Linked DNA regions of Homo sapiens: region 1 is linked to region 2. The links are chromatin contacts, found by Hi-C in ENCODE. All regions are on one chromosome and are shown on one strand. The core of a region is the stretch at or near the end of the contact, and the rest is flanking DNA. Distances in the headings are between cores, read along the strand shown.

Region 1 (3,708 bases), core at 410-2,909, 560 kb after region 2:
CCTACCCCCGGCACAGCAGACCTGAACGTCCAGGCCTTTCCAGGGCTAGCACAGAGCCTGCATAGCTGCAGTGACTACAGTAGCTGTTTCCTTTGTCCTCGTCCCCTGCAGTTTCTTTCCAGAGTCCCAAGAAGCCACACAACCCTTCAGGAGGAGATTAGCAGCAGCAGAAAACAGAAATAAGAGAAAGTTAGTTTTCTTTTTCTGGGCTAGAGGTGCCCTGCTGCGCTGGAGAGAAACTGGGAGGAGGGAAAGCTAATGCCAGCCCCAGCCCGGTTTCTGCCCGCTGCCCTTTGCAGCTCTAGGTGGAAGCACAAGCTTGCTAGGCTCGGCACGCTCAGAGCTGCAGGAAGGCGGTCAGCTCTGGCAGCCACACTGCTCCTGTCCCAAAGGGAGGACAGACCTAGAGAAGCGGCCTGATCTGCCTTCTCCACCTCCGAATCCCCCCACCACACCCACACACACACACACACACACACACGCCTTTTGCATTTATCCCGGGGTCCTCCAGAGGGACAAGGAAGGGGCTGATTCAGTGACCCCTGAGCCCCGCCTCTCAGTCCCCAGACTTCAGGCAGCCTGGGAAGCCTCCGACCTACATTCAGATGCCTAGGGGTTCTGGGAGGGGCGCTCAAAGCTCAGAGGCCTGAATTCAGCACCCTGCTCAGGCTCTTTGAGAACCGCTGACTTGAAGTGGGCCTGCTCGCTTTGCTAAACAAATATGGGTAACTCTGGTCTTCCAAAAAGAGCTCACAATTCTGTCCTCCCTGGAAGCTACAATTCAATCATCCTCTTCCAAACGTCCAAATCCCAGCTTCAGTGAGGCTATCTCACACAGCAACCTGCCTGGGAGTGACCTGCATGCAAAACTTCAAGAGTTTGAGGGAAACTTGAGGGAAACTTGCAGAAACCAGCTTGCCAAGGAAAAACGCTCCCAGTGCGTTCAATGAAAAAGCAGGCGACCCAGCTAAATGAGTAAACTGACCCAATCGGGGGGATGAAAGGGAACGTATATCTATGCAATGACAATAAATCGTGGAAAGACATATTAAAATACAAAAGCCATTTCTAGACGCAAAATCATGGATGTGTTTTATTTGCTTCTTTGTGTTTTCTGGTATTTTTACAAAACTGCACTGCAGAATGTTTGGAATCAGATGAAAAGTTCATTTCTGAGAAGCCTCCTTCTTTTCTCTTTTAAATTTTCTTCTTTTGCATTCCATTTTGGCCAGCTCGCTTGAACTCTGCGTTCAAACGCCTTTCTCTCCCAAGCAAAAGCTCCAGGAGGAATCTTCTGGAGCAAAGTTAGAACCGCAGGGAAGCTTGAAAAGAGGAAACAGACCAGCCTGGCCGGTGGAGGTTAAATTAAACTACAGTTCTCTAGCAGGCCTCGGGCTTGGTCAGGAGCTATTGGTAAGACGGCAGAAACGGAGTACAGGCCAATAAACAAATCAAAACAAAAACAAGAAGCAAAGAAAGAAAGAAACATGTTTTAAGAAGAATAAAGTCATTAGGTGGCAAGGGGCCTCTGCAGGACCATCCAGGCCAGGGAGAAAAACACCACCAAGGACCCAAACTTCTTTCACTGGGGAGCTGCAAGCAGGAGGCGCTGGCTCTGAGCAGTGGCTTTGTGCTTCGGGCAGAACCGGCCGCGAGGGCTGCGCCCCACCAGCCGCGCGCCGGGAGGGCGGACGCGCCGGGCACAGCCAGGCGCCGGGGGTGACCGCGGCAGCACCGGCCCGGCGGCTGGAAGCAGACGCGCCGCTCCGCCCGCGCCCGCGCCCGGTGGAGCCACAGCGCCATCAAGTGGCCACTCGGCGAACGGCCGCACGGGGAAGCGGCTCAGGCCCAGGGAAGAGGTCCAGGGTTCCCAGCCGCAACTGTCCCTGGGGAAGGGTCTGGACCTGCCAAGCTGCCACTCCAGGGCCTGAGGCAGGAGCCTGCAGACGGACACCAGCTGTCCAGGCGCACTCCACCACCCAGGGCTGCCCCAGAGGATGTTCGGGAATCCTGTCTCCTCCTTCGGGAGAGAGGTTACTTTTGCAGTCCCAGGCCCATTCTCTTCTCCAGCAACTTGCTCACAGTTTAAAAGGTTTGGTTCTCAGAGAGTGGCGCCAGAGCAAAGGGGGCATCTCGCTGCTCTGGGGCATCCTGCAGGGGATGGCGCAGATCTGGGGTCCATGTCTGTGAGCGGACACCATTGGAACATGTGTCTAGAGAATCTGGGCGGGATCACTGCCCACAGCCCTTCAAGGCCCACAAACCTACAACACATCTCTCCTGGAAACAGCACGTGATCCCATATGCCCCCTGGTCTTTGGGTACAAATTATGGGGTGACTCAAGAAGAGAGCACGTGATATGGTTTGGCTGTTTGTTCCCTCCAAATCTCATACTGAAATGTGATCTCCGGTGTTGGAGGTGGGCCTAGTGGGAGGTGTTCGGATCATGGGGGTGGATTCCTCATGAATGGTTTGGTGCTATCTTCACAGTAACGAGTGAGTTCTCACTAGAACAGTTCATGTGAGCTTGGCATGGTGGCTCACACCTGTAATCCCAGTACTTTGGGAGGCCACGTCAGGTGGATCCCTGGAGGTCAGAAGTTCGAAACCAGCCTGGCCAACATGGTGAAACCCCATCTCTATTAAAAATACAAAAAAATTAGTTGGGCGCGGTGGCACGCACCTGTAGTCCCAGCTACTCGAGAGGCTTGAGGCAGGAGAACTGGTTGAACTTGGGAGATAGAGGTTGCAGTGAGCCAAGACTGTGCCGCTGCACTCTAGCCTGGGTGACAGAGCAAGACTCCATCTCAAAAAAAAAAAAAAAAAAAGAAAGAAAGAAAAGAGTTCATGTGAGATGTGATTGTTTAAAAGGGCCTGGTACCTTCCCCCATCTCTTGCTTTCCCTCTTGCCATGTAACATGCTGGTTCCCGTTTACCTTCTGCCATGATTGGAAGCTTCCTGGGGCCTCACCGGAAGCCAAGCAGATGCCAGGGCCATGCTTCCTGTACAGCCTGCTGAACCCTGAGCCAAATAAACCTCTTTTCATTACAAACTACCTAGGCTCAGATAGTCCTTTATAGCAATGCAAATGGACTAACACACCCCATGATCTCCATCCACAAACCACTGGAGGAACCCAACACAGCAACGGAAAAGTTCTCAGAGCACCAATCAGGAATATGCATATTAATATGAACACTATAACAGGAAATTACAGGAAAAGCATAGAGCGTTTGCTCTGTGCAAAGCACTGTGCGAATTCCTTCTGTACTTTATCTTCTTTAACCTTTACCACGACCTTAGGACATGAGTTTTTTATGATGTTTGTTTGTTTGTTTGTTTGTTTTTTACAGAAAAGGAAATGGAAGCACCCAGAGGTCCAAAAACTCACTCAAGGTTGCCTGGCCTGGAGTCAGAGCCTGAGAGCCAGCTCCTTCACTTACACTCCTTGATCCCATCTTTCCATCCATCCCCCAACCCCCAGCCGTAGGTGGATCCAGGTTTTGTGAGACCTGAAACATACATGTTTTCTAGAGGGAGAGGCAGCCTCTTTAAGATATGAAGTTGTAAATACACAGTTGAGGCCAGTCAGGGAGGGCTGTGTAGGGGAGGGGCTCTGCCTCATCTCCACAGTAGATCCACCCCTGCTCTTTAGACAGCCCCCTGCCCAGGAGCTGGCTTTCTGGAAACACTCCTCCGCATTGCC
Region 2 (3,737 bases), core at 421-2,920:
GTACCTAGGCTGTCCCAGCCTCAAGGCCTGTGCACTTGTCATCCCTTTGCCTGGAATATTCTGTCTCGGAGCTTCTCATGGCTGGCTCTCTCTCATCACAGAGAGCTCATCTTGGAGGCCACCTGCTTAGAAAAGCCTTCCCTGGCCATCACGCCTAATGTACTGCCACCTCCTTCACTGTTTTCATCATTTTCCAAAAAGGTATTATTTTCACACTTGTTCATCTGCTTAATGTTAGTTTCTCCAATTATAAGGTCCACAAAAACTATTGTCTCCTACCCCCTTTGTTCAGCACTGACTCCCAATGCACCGACTAATGCCTGGTGTGCACAGGTGCTAAATAGCAACAAAAGGAGCAATAGGAATAATCATCTTTGATTGGATGAATAAATGTAAGCACATACAATGCATAAGTCATTTAACCTCCCTCGACCTCATTCATAAATAAGACTTTGACCCAGGTCTTATCTTTAAGATCCTTTCCAATCTTATAATGCCAGTTATATAACAGCCCGATAGAATCTGAGAGACCCACAGGAATGTTGCTGCTCAACATGCACATTCATATCTCAAGCCAAGAGAAGAAAGGTCCCGTGTATTAGACCTTTTAAAAAAAGTCTATCAGGTCAAGATAACTGATCTAATTTGAGCAAAGAATGGTTTAACTTACACACATTTCCTTGCACTTCACATTAATCCTTTAAGCTGCAGCTAGACCACACGCTTCAAAGGTAAAGCCAGGGAACACGATGATCCCATAGGTGCAGCATTGTTGACCCAGCCACCATTTTGGACTGCTGGGTGAGTTCCATTTGGCTTTGACTTTTCTTATGTGTTTAGAGTGTACATGGAGCTTCCTAAACCGTAGAAGTCATCTCATTGATCCAAGAATCACTAAGACCTTTATCAATAATCTTAGTCCAATCTTTTGTTAAGGCATTGAAACTGATTGAGGTCAGCCATTCACTTCTTTCTGCAGCCATGATTAATCTAGTGCCCACTACGGCCCAGGTCTTGAGCTGAGGAGGTGAGAATTCCACTCTTCTTCTCAAGCTCCAACATGTTTAATACTCCCTCCCTTTTAAACTCTGCTGAGCATAGGATCATCTGGTGTTCCACCACCCTACTCACTTATGCTTTGGCCAAGAGATTCAAATGCCTAGAGAGGCAGTTTGAAATTTCAAAGGTCACAGTTATTTGGCGGAAGTCTCACTCTGCCTCATCGACTGTGGTCCTGTGTTGTCTCTTTTCCCGTTTCCAACTCTATGCCATTTCACTTTATTACAGAAGTATCTTTCCTTTCCCCCACATAGTTGCAGCGTAAGATCCCCCCTTCTCTTCCCTTTCCCCTAATTCCAAAGCACAGATCCAGAACCCCCTCCTAGGCAGGTTAATGCCCCATTTGGTGTTATAGGATCTTTACGAGGCTGAGAAATGGAAGCCAGCAGCCTAGCAGCTCTGCCGGAGAGCAGGAAGCCACAATGCAGGGAAAGAGGCAGAAGGAGTCTGGGAGGCGAAGTCTGCCTTTTTTGATGACTGATGTAAGGGCTTCGTACTTGAACTTTTAGTTTTATAGTTCTATAAAAGGCAGCTGACAAAAGAGAACCCGTTTTGGGAGGGTCCAGCTGGCCGGACTGAGCTGGGTGGGGCGGTCCCAACACATGAAAGCCAGGGCTGATTTTCATCCATGATGTCAGAGAGGCGATGGGATTCCCACTGAGCCAGAGGATAGGAGAGCAGACAGTTCCAGCCCGGGCCCTGCCAATGCCGGCAACAGTTTCAATCCTGGCTTCCTGGCTCTTCTGCAAGATCCTTTTCCTCCTCGGAGACTCTTTGCAGTGTTTGGAAGGGAAGCTCTCTCGCTCAGCCTGCGGGTGTCTGCTGAGGCAGGAGAGCCGCTGGCCTCCCTCCTTGGCTTCCTGGCTCCCCTATACCTCTGCTTGGCTCGGCTCTCTATTTCCTTTCGTTTCAGTGGAGGATGCAGGGAGACTGACAGGGCTGGCTGTGCAGGGGCCCACAGCGTTTTACAGACTTATAGTCCTGAGCTCTTGCATTGCAGCCCCCCACTTCTGGATTTGGTGGGGGACAACCTCTGCTCCCTTCTCTGACTCAGACTCAGACCCTGGACTCCACAACTGGAGAAGCTGCTCAACATACGAAAAGTGGTTGGGGTGGATGGTTGTTTTCAATTAAATCTAATCTGAAGAAACATGGGGGGCTTTTTGGTTGGTGTGTGTGTGTGTGTGTGTGTGTGTGTTTGTTTTTTGTTTTTTTTTTTTTTTTTTTTTTTTTTTTTTGGTCGTTTTTCTTTTTGCTTATTCACATCAAACTATTGCGCTGGCCCAAGCCTGCAGTTTCATGCGGACAAAGCAGGTCTCTCTCCAAGCCCTGGGGGCTGGGGGTGAAGCAACTGCTACTCACTCAGCTCTGACTCAGAGGAGGTTCCTTTTTCCTGGCCAGAAGCAGCGCTGCCCAGTTCCAGGGAGAGGCTGGGAGGAGCAATGGAAGGGAGCCCAGAAGGGCAGTTGCAGAGGGTGCCGAGCGCTGGTTTCCTGATTCACGAAGGTTTCAGAAGCCGAGTGGCTCTGGCCAGCAGGCAGGTCCCACGACGCGCCTAATCTGCATGATCAGCTCCTTCTTTTGGAGACTGACCAGATTTACCCCCATGAGCCCTGGTAGCAAGGCCAGGAGAACAGGGTTAGAGCAAAATCCCAGGGTAACGCTGCTGAATGGCCTAAAGTACTGAGGCCATCCATCATCAAAAAATGATCGTGCTATACTATTTAAATTTGCTTTGGTGTTTTCTTGGTGTTTCTTTGGGCTGTCTAGCAACACATCATTCCTGCACTCATTCCTTCATCAAAACGCCAAATGTTATTTTCTGGACCTACTATGCACGTGCTAGTTACTACTGAACAATGGAGAGGCATTTGGTAAGTGAGCCTGAAATAACTTAGTGCCTTATTGATGAACTAATTCCCAGAAACCAGGGCTTTTTTTTTTTCTTTTTTTTTTAAACAAAGGCCATAAGGTATGTGTTTTCCTCTGTACCAAGTGGGGCTGGGCATTGGGGGTGGCCCTCTGACCCCCATGACCTACCTTTGGTGGTACACATGGTTCCCTCAAGACTGTCCCCTTCTTTCTAATAGGAAGGGTCCAGATTGGAGATAAAGTTCAAGATCTCCCAAGGAGAATGGAAATGGAGCTTCCTCTGCCAGAGCAATGAGGAGAGAGTGTACAACTTTCCACATTCTACTTCCTCCCTTCTCTTCTTTTTGCTTTCCTTTGTTCATTTTTTATTCATTAAATATTCACTGAGTGGCAATTGATAGCCTCCTTACTATGCAGCATTGCTATAAATTAAATATGTAAATCAAATATGTATAGTAAAAAAAGAAATCTAACAAAGCAACCTATAAGCTTGGTAAGAAATAAGTGGAGTGTGGCCAGGCGCGGTGGCTCACGCCTGTAATCCCAGCACTTTGGGAGGCAGAGGCAGGCAGATCACGAGGTCAGGAGATCGAGACCATCCTGGCTAACATGGTGAAACCCTATCTCCACTAAAAATACAAAAAATTAGCTGGGCATGGCAGCGGGTGCCTGTAGTCCCAGCTACTCGGAAGGCTGAGGCAGGAGAATGGCGTGAATCTGGAAGGTGGAGCTTGCAGTGAACCGAGATCGCACCACTGCACTCCAGCCTGGGCGACAGAGCGAGACTCCATCTCAAAAAATATAAA

What was found. A loop is a pair of places that touch in the nucleus more often than their neighbours do. Pooled maps may share reads with other maps.
Region 1: a map of MCF 10A shows a loop between it and region 2 (6-fold over the local background). The contact joins two enhancer-like sites. A Hi-C loop is called at or near these places in 4 of 168 maps with a recorded cell type or tissue (MCF 10A, heart left ventricle and mammary epithelial cell) and 5 of 50 pooled maps.

What each region holds. Positions count from the first base shown.
Region 1 is chr17:72,538,708-72,542,415 of GRCh38, forward strand. All of the region lies in intron 1 of LINC00673 (long intergenic non-protein coding RNA 673), which reads right to left. Among named protein-coding and RNA genes, the nearest start is that of LINC00673, 52 kb to the right of the region's middle. RefSeq lists a silencer at 1,646-1,895. Within about 2 kb of position 1,660, at least 12 of the 41 ENCODE cell types and tissues checked have a DNase peak (open chromatin) inside an H3K27ac peak, as active enhancers do.
Region 2 is chr17:71,973,746-71,977,482 of GRCh38, forward strand. No RefSeq gene overlaps it. Among named protein-coding and RNA genes, the nearest start is that of ROCR, 50 kb to the right of the region's middle. Within about 2 kb of position 1,671, at least 18 of the 41 ENCODE cell types and tissues checked have a DNase peak (open chromatin) inside an H3K27ac peak, as active enhancers do.